3 separate regions of the Mus musculus genome follow, and regions 1 and 2 are each linked to region 3. The links are chromatin contacts, found by Hi-C or POLR2A ChIA-PET in ENCODE. All regions are on one chromosome and are shown on one strand. Each heading gives the region's core, a stretch centred on a gene start or an enhancer-like site at or near the end of the contact. The rest is flanking DNA. Distances are from core to core; before and after follow the strand shown.

Region 1 (3,760 bases), core at 1,175-3,674, 36 kb before region 3:
CTTCTTGCCAGAGCTGGGCGTGGTGGCGCACACCTTTAATCCCAGCACTCAGGAGGCAGAGGCAGGCGGATTTCTGAGTTCGGGGCCAGCCTGGTCTACAAAGTGAGTTTCAGGACAGCCAGAGCTACACAGAGAAACCTTGTGTTGAAAAACCAAAAACAAACAAACAAACAAAAAAAAGAATCTTCTTGCCTCAGCTTCCCCAGTGCTGTGATTTCAGGTTTGTGCCACCATGCCTAGCAATGTAACCCTAATTCAGGAGAAACAGGATGCTGGAAATCAAATCCAGAGCCTTGAATATTCTAAGCAAATACTTTAACACTGTCCAACCCCTGTCTGTATTTACTGAGACACCTAGTTGAGAGGCACGGGACTTCTGACTTGCCTTCTAGGCTATCCATACAACTGGGAACAATAGTATGCTTTCCCTAAGAATATTATCTTCTTTCATGAGACAGGCTCTCACTAAATTGCTCATGGTGACATTGATTTAGTTTAGGGCCAGCCAGGCCTTGAATTTGTGATGTCCCTGCCTAAAGTTCCTGAGTAGCTGGAGTTACAGGCCTGCACCATGAAGACCAGCTAGCATACCTGTAAACTCAGCACTCAGGCAGCTGATGCAGGAGAATTGAAATTTTAAAACACTGGGTTGGGGACTAGAGAAATGGTTCAGTAGTTAATAGCACTCACTGCTCTTCTAGGGGTTCTGGGTTCAATTCCCAACACCCATATGATGGCTCACTGTAATTCCAGTTCCAAAGGAGCTGATGCCCTCTTCTGGCCTCAGATCTACATGGAAGCAAAACACCCAAATATAAAACAAACAAATCAGCTTGCTTTGGTCATCTCCAAAAAGCATCTTCTTTGGGCTTAAAGCCCATAGGGCCTTGTCAGCTGGCACCTAGCCCGGTGCTGCTGAAAATACTTATCAGCAGTCATAGCCTCCTGCCCCCAAAACTTCTCGTTTATTTGGTAGAACGTAATCCCTCCTGACAATGTCCTGTTTCCAGAACCAAAGATCGTAGCTATTACAACCTGGGCAATCAGCCACGCCTGGTAGCCCACACTCACAATTCTAGCACTTTAGAGACTGAGACAGGATTAGAAGTTTGAGGCCATCTCAAAAACAAAAAACAAAAACAAAACAAACAAACAAAAACTCATGTCTATAATCCCAGCACTCAGCGGGAGGAAGGACATTCTGGAGTTCTGGGCCAGCTTTGGTTATATGTCTTGACATATAACCAAAGGGGGTGGGGGGCTGCTGGGAGACTTGAACATTCAACATTATGTTGGGCAGCTATGGGAAAACTACCAGCAGCTGAATCAAGAAACTAAGGCAGTTCTAAGTGATGCAATGCCTTCTGACCACTGTAGGCACCAGGCATACATGCATGTGATGCACATACATACATGAAGGTAAAACACACATAAAAAATAATGAGGCAGGGGTGGGGTGGGGGTGGGTTGGCAGGCCTAAGGCATTCTAAGCCTGAGCGCTCTCCTTTCCGCCCAACGCCTCAGCAAACATTGGTAGGTTCACAAACTAAGTCTGGCATTGAGCAAACGGAGTAGAAAAGTCTTGATCTTGTTGCCTTCCAATGCTAATCCGCCATTTCTGGTATCTGTTCTGCCCACCACTTCAGCTCATAAAAGCCAGTCATACACCCAAGCCCAACTCAAATCATTGCTCCTCCATGAAGTCTGTCGCAAAGAGGAGGCATCCACCTGGCATCCTTGTCGAAGATGAATTTTTCTCAGAAACATCATGCGTCTGCCTCCTAACCCATTTTTCTTGCTATTTCCCCCTCAATCTGTTGGGTAATTCAAGGACCACTCCCAGCGAGCCTTCCTTGACCTCTTGAGCTTCATTGTCTCTACGCAACCAGCGCTCAGGACATAAAGACTCTCCAAGAAATAAATGGAAGTTAACAGTTGGAGCAGTTCCGAATAGGCACGCCGTTCTCGAGACCATCCTTCCCAGCCTTTTTTTTTTTTTTTTTTTCTCAAATATACATACTTGAAACATTTGTTATCCTGGAAGATCTCTGCTTCCAGGAAGAAAAGCATTCCTTCTCCTCCCCAAGTCTGCTCTTCCCAGCCTCCTCCCTAAAAGAGTCTCTGGACATGAGAGAGGTGGGTCAGCCGCGAGGAGTGAGGTCAGGGAGAGCTGACCCCTGAACGCTGCCTGCTTCTCTAGGGCTCTGTATTCTACACAGTGCCACGGGGAACCGCCTCAGGTGTGGTCGGGCAGACGCTCCTCGATCTCGCAACCGGGATAATCCTGACAGCACTGTAGTACCCTGGCATCACCGGGGACCCCTTCGTACTGAGCCCAGACACGCAGGAGCCTGTCCCGGGTAACGGCGCGCTCTGTACACGTCACCCATCTGTGCCCGGTAGCTGGCAGCTGATTGGCCCGCAGGCTGGGGAGACGCTGGAAGGCGAGGGGAACGGCGGCGCGCGGGCGGTTGGGCCAGCTCAGGCTTTCTGTGGACAAGGCTGTGCTTGGCGTCTTCGGATGCTGCGGGTTGAAGGTAGTCATGGCCGGGACCCCCGCACCGAACAGCCACAGGAAACAGAGTGGCGGCCTGGAGCCTTTCCCCGGTCTGTCTCGATCCATTGAGAACCCTCCGAGCAAGCGGGCCCGGAGCTTCTCTGAGACCACAGTCCCGGACCCCGAAGACCCATTCGGTGAGCACGCGGAATTTACTGCGGACGACCTAGAGGAACTCGACATCCTCGCGTCACAGGCCCTGAGCCAGTGTCCCGTCGCGCCTCGGAACCTGTCCAGTGAGTGCCTGAGGGGCCTTTTCCCCCGGCGGGTGGTGCAGACCTCTGATTTGGCGGTGAGACATCCAGAATGTTAAATGGCCTCCCATTTAGATGGTATGCACCCCATTGTAACCCTTGGGCAGAAGAGCATTAGAAGGCGTCTGACAGAGGCAAGAGATGAAAGAGAGTCTTACACAAAAATGCCAGTTGCCCAAAGGTTAGGCATGGCAAACAGGCAATGGGCAAGAAATGCCAAAGCTGCTTTTCTTCTTAGAGCTTACACTCTTGGGGAATAAGTTAAGTGTCAGGAGGGTTTGATGGGCACCTTGCGAATGTACTTAGCACTTACAGCATCTGAAAAATAGGATTATCCCTGGAAATGTGGCTGGCCCTCCATCTCTCCAGCAATATTGCATGGAAAACCAGGCATTGGAAAACACTCATTGCTGACCAGCTGTCATATGCGGCAGTGGTTAGACGCAACTTTCCACGAAATGGCACAAAGCAATGCTGCCTCCCCCTTCCTTGGCCCTACATCACCCGGTACTCTACCTTACTCCATCCCTGGAGCCCCACCTCCCCCTGGAATGTATCCATTTGGTTCACCATCAGTCTTTAAAACCAGCAGATCCTATGCCTAACATGTTGTAGTAAATAGTAGTTATGGTAGAGTCACAGCCAGTGCAATCTCTGTTCAGCTATGAGCTGAGAGTCTAGAAAGTGGGTGAGGTATAAAGCGAGAGAATTCAGATATGCTATGCCATAAGGATTCTTTATGTGTTTATACCATGCTCGGAGCTGTTACCTGGGTCTTTCTCAACTTGGCTTTCAAGAGTGACTCCTTCTGCATTTTATGACAAAGGTGGATACATACTGAGCCCCGCAGTATACATGGGATTATTTTTTCCAGACAGGTTCTCGATCTCTAGCAAGGCTAGCCTTGAATTTGAGATCCCCATAGCTCTACTTCACAAGTGTTGGGATT
Region 2 (3,842 bases), core at 754-3,253, 47 kb after region 3:
CCTATACTTAGAACTTAGGGAAAGATGTACAGGCCTGGCCTTGGGAGCAGACAGAAGGGTCTGGCTCAGGCTGACACCTCAGTCCCCGACTCTGATGTAATAAAAGGCAAAAAGGAGATTGGTGGTGGTGAGATCTACTTTCCTTTCTTCCCTCTGTTTGTGTTTTGTTTTGTTTGTTTATTTTTGAGACAGAGTCACTCTACAAAGCCCTCACCACCCTGGGACGCACTATGTACTTTGAGTTGCTTCAAACTCAAAGAGATCCTCCTGCCTCTGCCTCCTGAGTGCTGGGATCAAAGGTTTGCACCACCACACCCAGCTTGCTTCCAATTTTCAAGTATTTACTTGTTAGAGGCAAAAATGACAATGGTCTCATCCTAGGCTGAGGTCTAAGGGTTGGCTCCTTGTCCAAGATCACACAGCTGGTCCAGGATGTGGCTTGAGCGTTACTGTCCCCAAAGTCCAGGTCCCTGCCCTTCTGTAACGGGGGCAGCCACCCTCTGGTCTGGACGGCTGTCCTAATAGACTGGCAAGGAGCTTCTGATTAATTCTTCCTTTTGGAAGCTGGCCAGGCTAAATCCACAGCCCCTGAGGACTCAGAATGTGTCTGTCTGCACAGCTATGGCTCCACCAGTACCCATACTGTGGTCAGAGCCACCACCCACAGGAACACAGTCTGCTTCTGAACTACTGCCATTCTAGGAGGACCCAAGTCATGATCATATAACACACGCCTTCCCCACTCCCAACCCCTCTCATTATGGTAATGGTCAAAGTCGTGGCCTCAGGCTGGCCTTGGCCACAGAAGCGTAGAGGACCCTCCCCTCCCTTATCACACACAGCAGCCTTTAGGAATGCACGGAGACCCTGGCACATCACACAACAGCCTGATCTCCATTTCCATATCTGCGCCACCAGTTGTACGAGATGTTCTCTGAGGTCTTTGCCAAGCTGCAAATTCATTACAATATTTGAGTTACTTATAAAACAATTTTTTTCTTTTCCCTGTCAATAAAAAATTACAGACTCGTTCAAGAACAAACAGAAAAGCCAAGGAAGTAGATGAGAACACTCAGGATCCCAGAAGAGGTAAGTCACTTCGCAATTCACAAATTCCAGCATAGTTCTTTGATGTTTGACTCTCCTGTGCAGTTATTTAACAGTGAACTCAAGTGGGTGCTTCCACATCCAGGGGCACAGATATAGGTCCATATGGTGTGCCGTTCCCACTGTCCAAATCTTGACAACTGTACTCCCCCAAAGTTCCTCTAAAACTTTGGCATTAAAACCAAGGGGTACCTGAGGACTACTAACTAGCCCATGGCTAGGCTTTCAAAAGTTCTCAGCTCAAAGAAGCCAACTGCCTTGTCTGGAGCTACACAACTCAGTTTCCAGCCAGACTTCCCGCTAGCCCACTCTGTGGCCAGGAGAGAGTAAAGAGCCACGGCCACAAACGAAGTCCTCTTCTATACACAGGCACTGGAAACAGCTCGGGTCGGTGCCTATCCACTGGGTCAGACCCAGTCTCCAACAGACTGAGATGTCCCCTCACATCTGTCCCCACTCCTGCTTCACCACACTTCTGCGGGCCACTGTCACGGTACCACGGTCACTCCCGCTCACCTGTTCTCAGCCTCTCACCTGTCCCCGACTCCGCCCACCAGTTACAATAGCCTCACCGGTGCCTGCTTCTCTACCAGTCTCCTGCCTTTTCACTCGAGACCCTCGTCTAGGCCGTCTACCCACCCATCAGGGTTCACCTTCTCTCTCTCCTTTAGGACCCCGGTCTTACCACCACGCTGGCTGGCGTGCAGAGCGGGCCTGCCATTGCTGTACGGCATCCAGATCTTCTTCAGGGGATTCTGGGTCAGTTCCCGTGGAGACGCCATCCCTGGGCTGGGATGAATCGGACTGCGCTGCTACTCACCCAGCAACCGGGCCACCTCGGGCCACCCGAGGTCCCGCCCCTCCGGCCCCGCCCACCCTCTAGCGGCTCCAACTCTTGTCAATCTTCTCGCAGGCCCGCCCCAGAACTAATAGGCTCCACCCAAACTAAAGAGGCACTGGCCTACGACTACGCATGCCCAATTTTACTATAGCTTCTTTTGGACTAAGCACGCCCCATCCGTCAAACCAGAGTTGATAACGCGCATGCTCAATACTAGCTACCTTTGACACCCGGATTATGCAGACCCCGCCCCGGATGTGAAGTTTACTGTACTCAACCAGATTGTTCTTATATGCATAGGCCCCACTCATGGTCCCGCCCAGGGTGCTGCAGCCCTGCCCCAAAGCTTGTGTGGCCTCTTACTCCCTTGAGAAATGTGACCTCACAGTCGCCTACTGAGAAGGGTACGGAGAAGCTGAGCAGGCCTGCGTGATCCTCAGAGCCGGATAGTCTGGACCAGCGTGGCACTTGTCCCTGAATGGCTCTAATGACTGACTTGCTGCCCTGGAAGTCAACCACCGCTGCGCCCTCCTGGACCTTCTTCGTTCCTCCTCGGTTGCTTTTAGCCTTGAAACTTCCCGGGTCCACAAGAACAACTTGTTCAACCACACAGAAAAAGTTCCCTTCTCTTAGGGACATAAACACAGAATACATCTCAAAATCGACCATGTTTTGGCCTGGCTGCTGGGGAATTTAGGCTAAATCTCTGAAATATATGAACAAGCTGTTTGGGGTCTCACTAAGCAGTATTCTGATTTTCTTCCCAGGATTTATATTTTACCAATTATAATTTTATTGCTGTTTGGTTTTTCTTTCTTTTGGGGGGGAGAAGAAGGGCTGGTTTCATGTTGCCAGGCTGTCCTGGAACTTAATGTGTAGCTGAGGATAACCTTGAACTTCTGCTCATCTTGCTTTCACCTTCCAAGCTCCAGTGTTTCCACAGAGTTTATGCAGGGAATCGAACCTAGAGAACCTAAGGCTTTGTGTATGCTAAGTAAGCTAACCCCAGCCCCAATTAGTGTTTTAATAATGAATTTTTTTTTTAACGAGCTTCTGTCTCTTCATCAGGAAAATGAGATGCAGACGTCATCAATTTTACAAGACTGTGGTACAGATTAAATGTGTCAGCCTCAGAAATCTGTTTAAAAACATGTGGGCGTTCTCATTCATTATATTACCTCCCTCTCTGCCTTTGAAAATGTACTGGGACAAGGGCCCAGGGCCAGGGCTGGCAGCTCAGGCTTAAGGGCTAAAGTGGTACCATATGAACGAATTCTCCAGCTGGGCGACCCCCAGTGAACATGACCCCTTAGAGGCCAGTGAGGGGTGGTGTTCGGAAGTCACTCTTCTGCGTTTGACCCCCACCAGTCTCCAGAAAGCTCAGGCCTCTTCTTTCTGCTCAGCCCCGCCTCTCCAAACTGTATATTTTCTGTGCAGGCCCCAGCAACAGGGTTTGAATCTCGATCTCACTACCCTCTAGTGATGCCCTCCACCAAACCCCTGGCAGGTTTCCTGCCTCACATATGCCCAGCCAGAAGCTAGGGACATGAAAAACAAGGCTGACCCCGTTCACAATTGGCCCACATCCCTTCCTTTCACGTCTCTGCTTTGGGTCAGTTCATCAAGTCTCAAACCAACTCTCCAGAGTTTGGCATAGACAGAAGGACTGTGACCAAGATATCTTAACCACTGCACCAGGAAATAAAATTCAGAAGCCCATTTGGGGCCTCCCTGGTACCAGCTCTGGCCGGCTATTTTGGGAACTACCCTGCTCTGGGCAGAGATTCATTTCCTCTTACCTCCTTGCCAGTTGCAGAATCCTCCCTCCATTCCCAGAGGGAAATGAGCAGCTTGGAGCACACCCACAGGGTTCCTCTTGTGAACTCCTTTTCTG
Region 3 (3,801 bases), core at 872-3,371:
TGCATCCCTTGGCAGTCTGATGGTTTCCTGGCCGAAGCCTGACTTGTCTAAGAGTAAATCTGATTGGGCTACTTACTGCTCTCAGAATCCCCTATTTTTAAATCAAGGACACACTCCCCCCCCCCGCCCCCCAAGGCAGAGTGTCCATTGCAAAGGCCCTCGGCGATTACCCTTCTGCCTCACCTCTCTTGCCTGTCCCTCACCTGAGACTCCGCTCTTCCTTCAAGGCCTTATTCCTGGCCACCTCCCAGAAGCTGCCGAGCCCAGAAAGTGTACAAATAAACACAAACACACCCGAGCCAACTTTAGCCACAGGACTGTCCAATATTTAATCCTCATGACCTGCATAGCAGCCTTACCTGTCGGGCACAAGTGCAGAGAAAGAGAGAGAGGCTTGAACCTTAGCCTCTACCGACAGGCTGAATCCTAACCCATTCACAATAACACTCCCCACACAAGACTCCATAAAGCACTTATCCCTAGGCTAGGCGTGTGGTGGTATTAGAAAGTGTGGCACTGTGTGAGACCCTTGCACGTAGACTCTCAGTCCAAGAACAAACAAGCAAATCCCAATAAACAAGGTCACGTTGAGAGACGGGCGCCAACACCGGGTACCAACAAGCTTTACAACACTCTGGGAAGATGCCACACACCATGTCCGTGTCCTTAGGCTACACTAGCAAACCTGAAACCCAAACACAGGAGAACCCCACGTGAAAGACCCTCATCAAGGCTCACATGGGACAGTCCCTTAAGTATCCGTCTGGAAGCAGTCCTGAGCCAGCACATGAACCCTGGTCAGAGAGCCCAGCCAGATCAGGCAGGAGATAGAGCATGTGCCTTGGGGCTACTAGAATGAGGCCCAGGGGAAGAGGTGCTATGACAGGCTGTGAAAAGTTAACTTGGAGGTAAAGAGGGCTACAGTTTTGTTGTTTTGGGCCAAACCTTGCTATGAAATGGGTCTATCTGACCACTGCAGGCTTAGCCAACTCACCACATGAAAGTGAGCCAGGCTGCGATTCGGAGGCTGAACAGCCCACACCAGTGAGACTTCTTGCTTTCTTTTTAGGGTAGGGTCTCACTATATAGCCCTAGTTCACCTGGAAACTCACAGCCTAGACCAGACTGGCCTCAAATTCACAGAGATCCTCCTGCCTCTGCCTTTGGAGTGTTGAGATTAAAGACAGGTGGCATCTACTGATGTCCACACCAGTGGGTCTTCAAGGCTGAGACCCTCCAGACACAGAACGAAACTCTCTATAGTCTGAGTTGTCCCGCTCTCCCAGAGCCTCACTCGGGGGATGGGCTGACTCTGTTCTCATTTCCAAATTCATGTCAGCCCTCAGGAAACAGCCCTTTTCCTCCAGGAAGCCACCCATCACAACAGAATCAGTTTCCCATGACCGGCAGGGGACTGTTCCAATACACACCCGAATAGGCCCCCAGCCTGCCCTCCCAAGCCCAAGTGAGTCATCCCTCTAATGATGAAAAGGGAAAGAGGTGTCTCCTCCCCAAGCCAGCCTTAGGGCCCAGCTTCTCCTGGAACACAGGGCTGTAGAGGCAACAGGCGGCGGGGCTCCCAGCCAGGAAACAAGCTGAGAGGGAAAGTCTTTGCTGGAAGGGCCAGGCTGTCTTTGAGCCTGAAGCTAACCCCAGGCGGGAGTCTTGCTCCAGCCCCTGGAACAGGTAGGGCCTTCACACCGTGAAGGACACAACAAAGGTAGTCAGTATCAGCTCAGGAGGGAAGAGGTGACAAGATGAAGTCAGTGGTGGGGTTCGCAGACGCCCCCCTGGTTTTCAGGGAGTCAAGTCGAAGCACTCCAAGGCTGGTCCTGTCTGGCTCATTCCAGAGACAGCTAGGGGAAGTGTCTGACCCGACCCGGTCCCTAGGGAGCACACACCGCCCCCTCCTCCCAGGCTCACCACCCGGAGGCGGCGGCAGCAGCAACAGCAGCAGCAATAGGGTCCACAGAGAGGGCGCCGGCGCAGCCATGGCGGGACAGACCAACGGACGGACGAACAGACGGACCAAGCCCAAGACCACGGTGCCGCCGCAACCTCCGCGACCAGCGCGGCCCTAGCCTCCTTGCCCCGCCCCGGCCGGTTTCCGGAACCCCCGCCCGAGAGGGGAGGAGGTGGGAGGGAGGGGGAAGAAGTGGGAGGGAAGAGAAGGGAAGCGGCCGCCCCTCCCAGCCTGGCCATGGGAGTCCCTCCAGCACCGGTCCACGAAAATTTGAGACAGGTTTCCCAGATGCAGGAGGAAGGGGCTGGTGCATCCAAGTTGCCCTCTGCTCACTGCATACTTTTGCGGAAAGACCCCCCCCCCTTGCAGCTGACTTAGGTGCTAGAAAAGGATCTCTGTGGCAACGTTATCCTAACACTTGAGCGCCAGCAGTGTACAGCTGGTGCGCGCCTCCAATTTGCCCTCAGGGAAGCTGCGATTTTCTTGCTGGCTCCTTGGAGCCTCACACAGATTCACCGGAGGAGGATCCCGCTGCTTGAAGCAGGGAATGGTGCTCAACAAAGTCAAGTCCCTTTTAGCAGATTTCCAGGACCTCAGTCTGAGGAATGTCACTCCCCAGTGACCAAGACCACCTCCAGGTAACTGCTCACCCTGGCTCAGGGATCCAATCCTGAGTTAAGAACTAACAGCTCCTAGGGTACACACAGGCTGCCCCTTCCCCTCAATGTGGGACAAAGTTCCTAACAAGGCCAGGGAACGGAGGAATGTGAACTTGCACTGCCCAGGAGTACTGGTTAGTTTATATTGTTCCTCCTATAGGGTTGCAGACCCCTTTAGCTCCTTTGGGTACTTTCTCTAGCTCCTTTATTGGGGGTCCTGTGTTCTATCCAATAGACTGTGAGCATCCACTTCTGTATTGGCCAGGCACTGGCATAGCCTCACAAGAGACAGCTATATCAGGGTCATATCAGCAAAATCTTTTTTTTTAATTTTTTATTAGATATTTTCTTTATATGCATTTCAAATGCTATCCCAAAAGTTCCCTATACCCTCCCCCCGCCCTGCTCCCCTACCCACCAACTCCTGCTTCTTGGCCCTGGCATTCCCCTATACTGGGGTATATAAAGTTTGCAATACCAAGGGGACTCTCTTCCCAGTGATGGCCGACTAGGCCATCTTCTGCTACATATGCAGCTAAAGATACGAGCTCTGGGGGTACTGGTTAGTTCATATTGTTGTTCCACCTATAGGGTTGCAGACCCCTTCAGCTCCTTGGGTGTTTTCTCTAGCTTCTCCATTGGGGGCCCTGTGTTCCATCTTATAGATGACTGTGAGCATCCACTTCTGTATTTGCCAGGCACTGGCATAGCCTCATACGAGACAGCTATAACAGGGTCCCTTCAGCAAAATCTTTCTGGCATATGCAATAGTGTCTGGGTTTGGTGGCTGATTATGGGATGGATCCCCAGGTGGGGTAGTCTCTGAATAGTCCATCCTTTCATCTTAGCTCCAAACTTTGTCTCTGTAACTCCTTTCATGGGTATTTTGTTCCCTAGTCTAAGGAGGAATGAAGTATCTACCCATTCATTGGTCTTCCCTCTTCTTGATTTTCTTGTGTTTTGCAAATTGTAGCTTGGGTGTTCTATGTTTCTGGGCTAATATCCACTTATCAGTGAGTGCATACCTAATGGCTTCTTTTGTGATTGGGTTACCTCACTAAGGATGATATCCTCCAGATACATCCATTTGTCCAAGAATTTCATAAATTCATTGTTTTTAATAGCCGAGTAGTACTCCATTGTGTAAATGTACCACATTTTCTGTATCCATTCCTCTGT

The links. A loop is a pair of places that touch in the nucleus more often than their neighbours do. ChIA-PET counts read pairs that join two places held with the same protein, here RNA polymerase II (POLR2A).
Region 1: a loop to region 3 is called in a map of regulatory T cell, with 2.1 times the contacts of the local background. The contact joins the promoter of Atrip here to the promoter of Shisa5 in region 3. A Hi-C loop is called at or near these places in 1 of 37 maps with a recorded cell type or tissue (regulatory T cell). POLR2A ChIA-PET finds 5 or more read pairs at or near these places in 4 of 5 experiments (Patski and embryonic stem cell).
Region 2: POLR2A ChIA-PET joins it to region 3 with 14 read pairs in Patski. The contact joins the promoter of Pfkfb4 here to the promoter of Shisa5 in region 3. A Hi-C loop is called at or near these places in 5 of 37 maps with a recorded cell type or tissue (CH12.LX, gastrocnemius and heart). POLR2A ChIA-PET finds 5 or more read pairs at or near these places in 3 of 5 experiments (Patski and embryonic stem cell).

Annotation. Positions count from the first base shown.
Region 1 is chr9:109,072,788-109,076,547 of GRCm38, reverse strand. Atrip (ATR interacting protein) reads left to right here and starts at 2,424. Exons shown (of 13, transcript NM_172774.3): 1 at 2,424-2,793. The coding sequence starts at 2,544. It overlaps Atrip-trex1 (Atrip-Trex1 readthrough), which reads left to right and starts at 2,451. Exons shown (of 14, transcript NR_153412.1): 1 at 2,451-2,889.
Region 2 is chr9:108,990,063-108,993,904 of GRCm38, reverse strand. Pfkfb4 (6-phosphofructo-2-kinase/fructose-2,6-biphosphatase 4) reads right to left here and starts at 2,003. Exons shown (of 14, transcript NM_173019.5): 1 at 1,793-2,003. The coding sequence starts at 1,889.
Region 3 is chr9:109,036,887-109,040,687 of GRCm38, reverse strand. It overlaps Shisa5 (shisa family member 5), which reads right to left and starts at 2,121. Exons shown (of 6, transcript NM_025858.3): 1 at 1,924-2,121. The coding sequence starts at 1,993.